Regions from separate parts of the Homo sapiens genome. Here region 2 is linked to region 1. Evidence: read pairs that join two places in POLR2A ChIA-PET (ENCODE). Cell type or tissue: HCT116. All regions are shown on one strand. Links, peaks and the distances in the headings refer to the core of each region. The heading gives the core; the rest is flanking DNA.

Region 1 (5,391 bases), core at 259-5,258:
TAACTGGGCGTGGTGGCAAGCGCCTGTAATCCCTGCTACTTGGGAGGCGGAGGAAGGAGAATCGATTGAAACTGGGAGGCAGAGGTTGCAGTGAGCCGAGATTGTGCAATTGCATTCCAGCCTGGGTGACAGAGCAAGGCTCTGTCTCAAAAAAAAAAAAAAAAAAAAAAAAAAAAAAAAAAAAAAAAAAAAAAAGATTTGGGTAGGGATGCAGGTCCAAACCATATAATAAGGGAAGTGTGCTAACATATGAGATTGTAGAGGTACATGGCCCAGATTTAGTGGCGACTTGTATTGTATGCAAGGACTTAATGTAAAATCCAACTTTCAATGGAGGGAAATCCATTTGAGAGTTTTGATTAGAAGAGTAACACAATTTTATTGAACCTTTAAAGAGACCCTCTAGTTGTTGTGGGGAAAACTAGGTTGTAGGAGATAAGACCAGAAACAATAAGGACAGTTTTAAGGTTACCAGAGATGGCAGACTTGGACTAGGATGGTAGCAGTGGAGGTGGCAAGAAATGTTTACAGTTTGAACCTTGAGCCAATAAGATGTGTTGGTGGATGGTTGCAGTAAGCGAGAGAAAAAAAGTCAAATGTGACTCAGATTTTTGGCTCAAACAATTGGATAAAGTGTGTTGCCATTACTAAGATGGGAAAGAATAGGTAGGGGTGGAATAAGGAATACGAGTTAGGCTTCAAACATGTTAAATGTGAGATGTCTATTAGACATGCAATTTCATTAATGTGGTCTCATAAATCGTTGATGTTTTATTTACAAAGGAAACTAATAATAACCACTTTATGGTTATAAAGCATATTCACATAACTTATCTAATTTGAATATATATATATATATATATATTTTTTTTTTTTTTTGAGACGGAGTTTTGCTCTTGTTGTTCAGGCTGGAGTGCAATGGCATGATCTCGGCTCACCACAACCTCTACCTCCCGGGTTCAAGCAATCCTCCTGCCTCAGGCTCCTGAGTAGCTGGGATTACAGGCATGCGCCACCACGCCCAGCTAATTTTGTATTTTTAGTAGAGACAGGGTTTCTCCTTGTTGGTCAGGCTGGCCTCAAACTCCCAACCTCAGGTAATCCGCCCGCCTCAGCCTCCCAAAGTGCTGGGATTACAGGCGTGAGCCACCGCGCCCAGCCTGAATATTATTTTTAGTATCTTTAGAACAGAAAATAAACAGAATTTATTTGAGCAAAGAATGATTTACGAATTGGGCAGCACCCAGAACAAGAAGTTCAGAGAGCTCCACCCAGCAGCATGAGCAGCAAGATTTTGTTGGACACAGAAACAAAGTAGAGGAATCATGTGATTGCCTACAGCTAGGTGTTTATCTTATTTGGGTATACTCTGATTAGTTGGCTGCCTATGATTGGCTGAAACTCCACTATTTGTTACAAAAAATATACTCCTAAGTCAGGCTGCAGTTTGCTACAGAGGAACTCAAAGTACAGAGACAGCCTCAGGCAATGGCCTCCTGCTTATTTAATTTAACAAGTATTATAACCATGTGGCAGCTGTGATGGACAATTTTTTTGTGCTTTCACTTTTGTCTTGGCTGAGGCTATTTTTTTTTTTCCATCTTCCACTGAAGTATTTTCTTGCTCAAATAAGAATTTCCTGAATTGGTCTCTGGGCAAGATGTGAAAGAACAAAGAATTTTAACATCTGGCTGATTTAAAGTTCTGCCAACTTCTGCTGAAGTTCTGCCATTTTCACTTGAATTTTGTAAGACTTCAACTAGAAATTTAAGATTACAATATGTGTATTTGCCTATTAATATAAATTATAAAAGTCATCAATATTGTCCGCAATGTTACATATCTTTTAATCCATACAACAATTTCCATAATACAAAGGAGGTAATCAAGCTATAGCAATATTAGTAACTTTGTCCAAGATTCCAGGGTAAGGGAGTGTTGAAACTAATCTTTAAATCAGGCAATCTGGTCTTGGAGCCGGCACTCCCAACCATCTCATACTGTCTCACTGGAGAAACTCTGAGAAAGTGATTGCCACAAATAAGAGATATGATTGTTTGGGTTTAAATAGTAGGTGGTGAGGAAGGAAAGTCAGAGAACAGATAATTATTTTAAGCTGTTTCTTCATTAAGAAAATATTTGAGTGCCTCTTGTGTATCAGTCATTGTACTAGTACCATAAAAACTATGGCAGTTCTCAGGTTAGGAAAGGAGATGGAGAAAATAATGTCTCGAACCAGAAGGAAGATGCAGGAAAGTTTTGCTTTGCCTCTTAATTTTAGAATAATGAAGACTTAGGCATGTGTGTAGAATGAAGGGAAGGAGACATTGAAAGGGAAAATTTGAAGACATTCATCTATCAACCTTCAAAGAGTGGTCATTTTCAATAATATTATTTCTCTGATGTTCAGAATTTTTACAGTTTTAACAAAATAGTTGTAATTAGATTACAACTAATTACAGATTAATTACAGTCTTAGAAATTTGCAATTTTTTTTTTTTTTTTTTTTGAGATGGAGTCTCACTCTTTCGCCCAGGCTGGAGTGCAGTGGCGTGATCTCGGCTCACTGCAACCTCTGCCTCCCAGGTTCAAGCGATTCTCCCTGCCTCAGCCTCCCTAGCAGCTGGGATTACAGGCACCTGCTACAACGCCCGGCTAATTTTTGTATTTTTTAGTAGAGACGAGGTTTCGCCATGTTGACCAGGCTGGTCTTGAACTCCTGACCTCAGGTGATCCACCTACCTCAGCCTCCCAAAGTGTTGGGATTACAGGCGTGAGCCACTGCGCCCAGCGTTGAGATTTGGCATTTTAAAAGTATATTTTAAGTCTGAATTATCTGCTCTGGATGTCCACCTCGATCAAATTTCTACTTAGCATTTTATAGAAATAGTTCCAAGGTAATATTTTTCCCACTCCATCAGTCATTTCTACTTCCTATTTTTTTGCAAGCAGTTTGCAATTATTGATGTATAGCTTATCAAAGCCATTTTTTTTCCCAAGGCAAGAAAAGGCTGACTCACAAAAATTAGATGAATTTATAAATTCATGCTTTATTTATCTGTCTACATCTGTCATTTATTTATTTATTTACTTATTTATCTATTTGTTGCCTATATTGCAAAAGCTTGGATTTATAATACAGACATGAAGTGATAAAAAAGGAATTGTACAATTTAAAATGTCAGGATCTCCAGAGGCTACTTTGTTTTTCATATGAAGGGTGTTGTTTCAAACCAGGGCATGGAAACTAGTAAGTTTTGGCTTATGTTTTTGTTGTACGCTTTCCAGAGGTTTTTAACTGAAGACTCTATGCTCTGTAGTTCTTTCCACAAAGAGCTGACTGATATTTGAAGAAGTGTTTTCATCTATCCAAGAAAAATATGATGTCTCCATCCCAAGCCTCACTCTTATTCTTAAATGTATGTATTTTTATTTGTGGAGAAGCTGTACAAGGTAACTGTGTACATCATTCTACGGTAAGAATTTTAGCAATATTATATTAGCTAGGAAAGCATGATTAGCTTTCAAGATATATATTAGAATTTTGAAAAGATTAATCATAACTACCAAATATAATTTATGGAACAATTAAAACATGTATTTAGAAATGTTGAAAATTGCTTTAATATTACTGTATTTAAACTGAGGAAACTATAAACTGAGGATTGATTCAACAGATATGAAAATATTTTGAAGACATTTCAGGCCTAGATTAAAAACTAGCCCACAACTTTTCAATGAAATATCTGATAGGTAGTAAAAAATCACTTTGCTTAAAAAAAAAGCTGTTCCACAAACTTTCATATTTCAAATATTGTCCTGTGAGTGGCTACCCAGGAAATTAAGAAATTGGTCCGTTTGATTTTATTTACTCATCAGGTTTATTTGTGGAAGTTTGAATTAAATAGCTTATATTTCTCTCTAATGATCAGCCTTGTCTTTCCTGAAATCTAAGCTTTTCTCTATAGTCTTTTTTATTATGTATTAGGTCATATAACATGTTTAATGTATTTTTTTCTTATTTCTATTTTTTAATATAAAGGACTCTTCAGTAGTTAACATTGTAGAAGATGGATCTAATGCAAAAGATGAAAGTAAAAGTAATGATACTGTTTGTAAGGAAGACTGTGAGGAATCATGTGATGTTAAAACTAAAATTACACGAGAAGAAAAACATTTCATGTGTAGTAAGTATTAAAAATAAACAAAATAATAAGAGTATATGATTCATTATTTTTAGGGTAGACACTGAAAAGTATACTTTAGCTTTTGTCTGGGTCATTTTCTATACATCCTGATCATCCTAGGCCAGAAGCTTTATTGTTTGGCCCATAATAGGTGCTTAATAAATATTTGGTAAATGAATGGATCCTTTCTCTATGTAGCTAATTCTGTGTGCAACAAAAGGGTCTCAGGCTTCTCAAACCAATGAGTGCAGCTTTAGACCTATTAAGACAGATGGCTAAATTCAGGAAAAAGCTAATAGAAAGTGACAGACTGAAAATAAGAAAGAGAGAGGAAGCAGAGTGAGGTAGAATTAAAAATATCAAGATTTTTTAATGTGATTCTACTGCTGGTGGAAAGAAAGTTAGAAAATAAAATTTTAAAGAATAACATACGTAATAGTGTGTGGGCCCTTTTGTTATAGGGGGCAACATTATTACTATCTTGGGTAAAACTCACATAGGGTCTGAGAAATATAGGTAGTGAATGTTTATTTCCTAATTTTGGTGGTATGTTATTAGAAATGTCTTTGGTGTAAGAAATATACACTGAAATAGCATGACGGTACATCATGGCAACATGGTCTCAAAGGCATTAGGAAAAAGTTATTTGTACTGTTATCGCAACTTCGCTATAAGAAATTTTCTCTTAAGATAAAAACATTTTTAAAAGGAAAATGTATAGTAAATGTTTAGTCAGAAACCAAATAACCAAAACCTTTGACTAACATTTATTATGTGTATGTATATGTATGTGCTAGCAATTTAATTGTGTAAATATAGTATTAATAGAAAAATTAAAACAAAGATGTACTTTTTAAAATTAACTTGCCTGGTATAAAACTGTCACCACTAACTTTCTTTTACAGTAAGAATTGATGAATCCTATAACTCCTGCCTCTATATATCTCATCTTATAAAGTGAGAATTTATAATCAGAACACTGTCTCTTAATGATAACAGATTAATTATTCTGGGTAATCTATATTAGTAGGAAGCATAGTTTCATTAAGAAGTATTGAGACAATCATTTCTGGGGTTAATCCTGAGTTAAACAAAAGATATACTAACTAAAATATGTAATTCTGAGTATTAAGATAAATTGAGATAGTATTGAGTTAACATACATATCCAAAATCAGGTAAAATTCACTATTTTTCACTGTAAT
Region 2 (5,391 bases), core at 140-5,139, 210 kb before region 1:
ACTTTGATTGGTCCTAAGCTTAAATTTCTATATATATTTTGGCAATAAAACAGTTTAGAGTTTACCTCCCCTCAAAGCCTTAAGGTACAAGGCAATGCAGAGTCATGATACCCTGAGTATTTTAAGCTGTGAATTCACATTATTTTTCTAACTACAAAGTAAAATATTTCTCTACATAACTAAAGAGGACTTATTTTAGGGTTGTAAAAACCTGGGTTTTTTTTTTTTCCAAGTTTCAACTATTTAAATGCTATCTAGATGTTTGGGTTTTTTTTTAATGGCTAAGATAAAGCTTTAGGAAAGGGTATTTTTTTTTAAATGTGACTTTAAAAAGAAAATTAGCCTACCACCTTGCAGTCAATTGAGTCTGCTACATTTAAACTTCCAGAGATAGTTCTAGAATTCTTTCTAGAACTAAGAATCATAATTTTTAAACACACCAAGTGACAGTCTGTTCTTTGAATGATGCTGCAAATTAATTAAATAATGCAAAGAAGTTCTAGTGAACTTCTTTCTTAGTTCACACTAAAAAAATTCCATTATTTTTCCCAGGGAATATGTTAATCTCTATGTTCTATTTACTCTGTCACATCTACTATCTTCCAACTGTTTTTCTTCTGCCACTGGTGAATACAGTTTCTCCAGGGTTCTCTCCCTAAATCACTGTGGCACTGTGTGCCATTCTTCCCTGGGATGCCCACCCACTGAGCAGAAGTAAGCTCTCCCCCACCCCCCAGAGCTAAGGGCGTACTTTCATCTTCTCTCTCCACTCAGCCTCAATAGCAAGACAAACAAGCAGAGACTGGCCTTCCCTCAAATAGGGAAATACTTCGTGATTGCAATTTGAACTGGTTTTTTGTTTGTGTATACATGTGCACGTGTGCAACTTAACATTTAATGGCAAAATTACAAGCTTTTCAGTTTTAAAGGGAAACTCTGGGTTATACTTGATACAGAAAGAAACAGTATAGCCTTATTCTTCATGAAACTTCCTTTTAAAGAGGCATAATCTTTATTATGAAGATACACTGTATATGTTCTGTATACAATGTATAAATACCAGGTACACTGTATATGATAACAACATACACTGTATATGTTCATAGTCTTTTTTTTTTTTGAGATAGAGTCTGGCTCTGTCGCCCAGGCTGGTGTGGAGTGGTGCAATCTCAACTCACTGCAGCCTCCACCTGCCAGGTTCAAGCAATTCTCCTGCCTCAGTCTCCTGATTAGCTGGGACAATAGGTGTGCGCCAACACACCCGGCTAATTTTTGTATTTTTGTAGAGATGGGGCAGGAGAATCACGCGAACCCAGGAGGCAGAGGTTGCAGTGAGTTGAGATCGTGCCACTGCACTCCAGCCTGGTCAACAGAGCAAGACTCTGTCTCAAAAAAAAAAAAAAAAGGAAAGAAAGAAAAAAGAATCAGCCTATGTATAGCGATCAATCACATCTACAAGGCAAATTAATATAGGAATATGGGTAGTTTTATGCCATGCAATGTCAAAAATCTCTGAAAAACATATCCTTTTTAAATTGTATACCAAGCTACTCAATATAACTTAATCAAATCACAGCCACAAAAAACCTTGAATCTTCGCAGACTAAAAACATTGTGGCCAGTTATTCAGAAAATGATAAACAATGGAAATGAAACAAAACTGTGCTTTAAAAATTATTAGAACATTATTAAAACAATGCAAATGTACAAACTTTTAAAATCACTGATCCAGATTCCTTAAATCAAATTATAAGGTCCTACATGGTACATTATATATAAGAACACATATCTTTGAACATGGTAATAGTTATAAGGCATCAGAGTCAATAAAATAAACTTGCAAGTAAAACACTCCTTGAAACCAGAGATATTATAGAATACTGAGTCAGGAAGTTATTCAGCAGCTTATAAAGAAATAGGAAGTTGTTGACCAACTACTTGAAGAACTATTTCCTGTAGGAAAACCGTAAGACAGCTGAAGAAGGTAATAACTCTCAGAGTCATAAAGAGAATGAATTCTTTTAAAATGAAAGCTCAATACGATGGTAAAGAAAATAGTTTTGAATAGTAAATGTAGTAGAACAAATATTATATGGCTAAGCCTTGTTTACATACTTCACATTCATCCCAGAGCTTGAAAACAAGCCACTGATAAATGTAACTAGCACCATACTTCCACCGTATCACTTGCCAAAGTAAGGTATGAGTCTCCTCCACAAGATCTCACTGACCTAAGGAGGGCTTTAAAACAACGAATGATTGCCTGCTTATAATCTTTCAGTAATCATGCTGCCTGGAAACTAGATGATAGGCCAACTAACTTCAAAAACTCAATCATCTATGGTCACAAGGCCAACAACTGGGTTGTTTCTTAACATTTCTAAGTTTTTTCTCAAATTACATCGTCTTGCCTGTCTGGACCATTTATAGTCAGGTTCTTCATGCCAAATATAAATCTCAATAAGTTATAGACTTTGTAACTTAAAAGTCAGTTCCAACAAATATCTAAAAAGATGCATTAAAATAAAATGTTTCATTGCGGAAACAAGTGTAAGGCAACTAATTTAAATCTTCATTCTACATCTGATGACAACAACACTCCTCTTTAGATACAAGAGGAAAGTATATAAATATTGATTACAAAGACAGCCCTATTTTAAAACATCAAAACTAGGATAAAAATGAACTTTGACAACAGAAACTTGGCACCAAAAGCTTAGTTTATCATCATCTTTGACTAATGGTTAGGATATTAATCTCATTTGTCTGTTCAGTACACAAAAAGAAGTTGTAACAACTATACGGTCCATAACATCATGGAAGTAGCTAACTGGAGAAGGTGAAATAATCTTATTTCATAACTTTTCTCCAAATTGCATAATGTTCATAAAGCAGATACTCTTTAAAATACAAAATTTTATAAGCCCACAGCATTCTTCTCCCACATCCAATGTTTAGGGGCCTCCATAGAATCCCTGACAGATACCAAGTAACCATGATTTTACCTACATTTATTGAGCAAGATTTACCTGTCCAGGAAAACTCTTCTAGTTCTTAAAAGTTTTATATAAGAAAATTCTTCCATGGAATCAAAATTCCTCACATTTCTTATATAGTAAGACTAATCCTACTCCCACATAAAAGTTCCCCAGAAACACTGAAACAACAATCATGTCTTATCTCTCCTCCTCCCAGTTTTTTCTTTTCCGGGTAAATATCTCTCTACCCTTGCAACCTTTTCTCCTATGACATAATTTGAGATTTATTTATTTTAGCCTGGTTTATCTTCCTTACAGGCCCATAGTTGACAGGGGTGAATTGAGGTGACTGGGGTTGGAAGGTATATACCCTTCATTAATCCATCTACATATATCAATACCTTTAAGAGAAACATTTCTTCACAAAGGAAGAATCACTGGAAACTTTGAAAAATGAATAGTCATTCCTTAGCATCTGTGGTCAAGGATTGGTTCCAGGACCTCCTACATGTACTAAAATCCACAGAGGCTCTGGTCTTTCATATAAGGTGGCATAATATTTGCATATAACCTATACATATTCTCCCATATACTTTATATCACCTCTAGATTACTTATAATACTTAATACAACGTAAAGGCTAAATAGTTGTTACATTATTTAGGAAATAATGACAAGGAAAAAAGTTTGTACATTAGTCAATACAGATGTAATTTGTTTCCAAATATTTTCAATCAGAGGTTGGTTGAATCCATGAATGCTGAACCCACAGATACGGAAGGCCAACTGTATCTAGAATACTGATTTCAGCTCAAAAAAAGATCATTCATTCAAAATAATGAAATCGTAGGCAGGTATCACCTACAAGCAATTATTACAAGATACAAAGAACTAAGAAGAAGAGCATAAATGTTGCTCTTTAACCTTATACTTTTAGCCACAGCATCAACCAAAGAAAGAAGGAAAGCAGGCTATTAAGCTGTTTAACAATCTCCCCAGGTCAGCATGTGACCCAGCAGGGAGAGGTTCAAAAAAGTGCAGCCTTTCTTTTTCTTCCTAACAACCTGGTTTGTTTCCACTCCCTTCCCCTTCAAGACACATCCTTCACAGCTAGCAGCTCTTTCAATCATTTACTTTGGATGTCTGCTTGAGAACAAATGATCTTGCTCATGCAGATGAGTTTGCCAGACTTGTGTGTACTTTCCAGTCTCAGGCCCTTTACTGTTCTGGTTGAAACCTGATCCTTTGAAATGGATACCAGGACACCAGAAAATGAATTTTTTTAAAAAAAAAGAAGAAAAGAAAAGAAAAAGTTGCAGGAAAGGGGGCAAAAAAAAACTGTACGAACTTTTCATGATCAAACCTTTTCCTTTGCTCTTCTGTAAGTCTGTCACAAAACTTTCTATCTTACATTACAAAGTAGCAACCCACCCTGGAAGACAATCAATATAAAACACATACTAGGATTCACACAACAAAACATCCTTAATGGTGTTATCTGGTATGATAAATAAATGTTACATTTGCCTTAGGAGTAGACTGTCAAGACCTATCCGAATCAAAACTTACACTGTTTTTCACTTTATTATCTCAACCTGATTAAACACTATTAAGTGAGCTTTTTTAAAGACATCAATTTCAGTCTATCATAATTAGTTTTAGTCAACATTTCAATATATACTTGATCCAAACAAGCCAGAAAAAAATTGAGGTCTTATCTGTAATTTCAAAATCAGAGGAGAGAAAATTCTATTTATGTCTTTTCAGCCTAGTGTAATTCTGCCATTTTATTAAACACAAAAGGACTGAAAAAATAAAAATAAATAAACAACCCAACGGTCATGTTTTTGTTTTCCCAGAGAGGAGGGTTTCTGTTGTGAAGACCTACTAGCTTGAAAGAAGTTTGCCACTGAGCGACTGCATATGAAACCTAAAAATTTTTATTTCCCTTTACATTTTTGGGGGGAAATATTGGTAAGTCACATCAAGCTTCAGTTGTAGTGCTTGTCATTTCACAATTTAAAATACTGTAAAATTAGACTCCCCCAAAAGCCCTACTTATTTTGTAGTTCTCTACCAATAAAATATTTATTTAAAAAGATACAAGTAGCACCATACGTATTTTGTAAGACGCTGCTAGCCCTGTAATTCCCAGAATTTGAAAATTTTCATGGTATTCTTTCTGTTTTGTGCTAGGCTAATTAAAAGGTTTGGCACAAGCTCAAAATGAGAATAACCAAACTTCCACAAAAGAAAAGATTATAAAGAGGCTCAGAACCAAGACTCAGTAAAGCTTTCAAAATATTACCCATACTAACAAAGGTATTTAGGTCATACCAAACTGAAACATATATATGGAAGATAGAGCTACAGAGCTTAACATAAATATTAAATAAAACATAAAAATAAATGA

What was found. Peaks named below come from ENCODE experiments on the same cell type or tissue, not always from the same donor. Only the 100,000 strongest peaks of a DNase experiment are listed, where the experiment ranks them.
Region 2: POLR2A ChIA-PET joins it to region 1 with 5 read pairs; 4 of 35 experiments call an interaction of 5 or more read pairs at or near these places.

The regions. Positions count from the first base shown.
Region 1 is chr11:101,905,899-101,911,289 of GRCh38, reverse strand. It overlaps ANGPTL5 (angiopoietin like 5), which reads left to right. Exons shown (of 9, transcript NM_178127.5): 2 at 3,289-3,476; 3 at 4,043-4,187. The coding sequence starts at 3,381. Among named protein-coding and RNA genes, the nearest start is that of CEP126, 6.4 kb to the left of the region's middle. In HCT116, for the core only: no CTCF peak of the experiment used is centred there; no DNase peak of the experiment used is centred there.
Region 2 is chr11:102,114,480-102,119,870 of GRCh38, reverse strand. All of the region lies in intron 2 of YAP1 (Yes1 associated transcriptional regulator), which reads right to left. Among named protein-coding and RNA genes, the nearest start is that of YAP1-DT, 6.7 kb to the right of the region's middle. In HCT116, for the core only: no CTCF peak of the experiment used is centred there; no DNase peak of the experiment used is centred there; H3K4me3 peaks cover 142 bases; H3K27ac peaks cover 2,383 bases.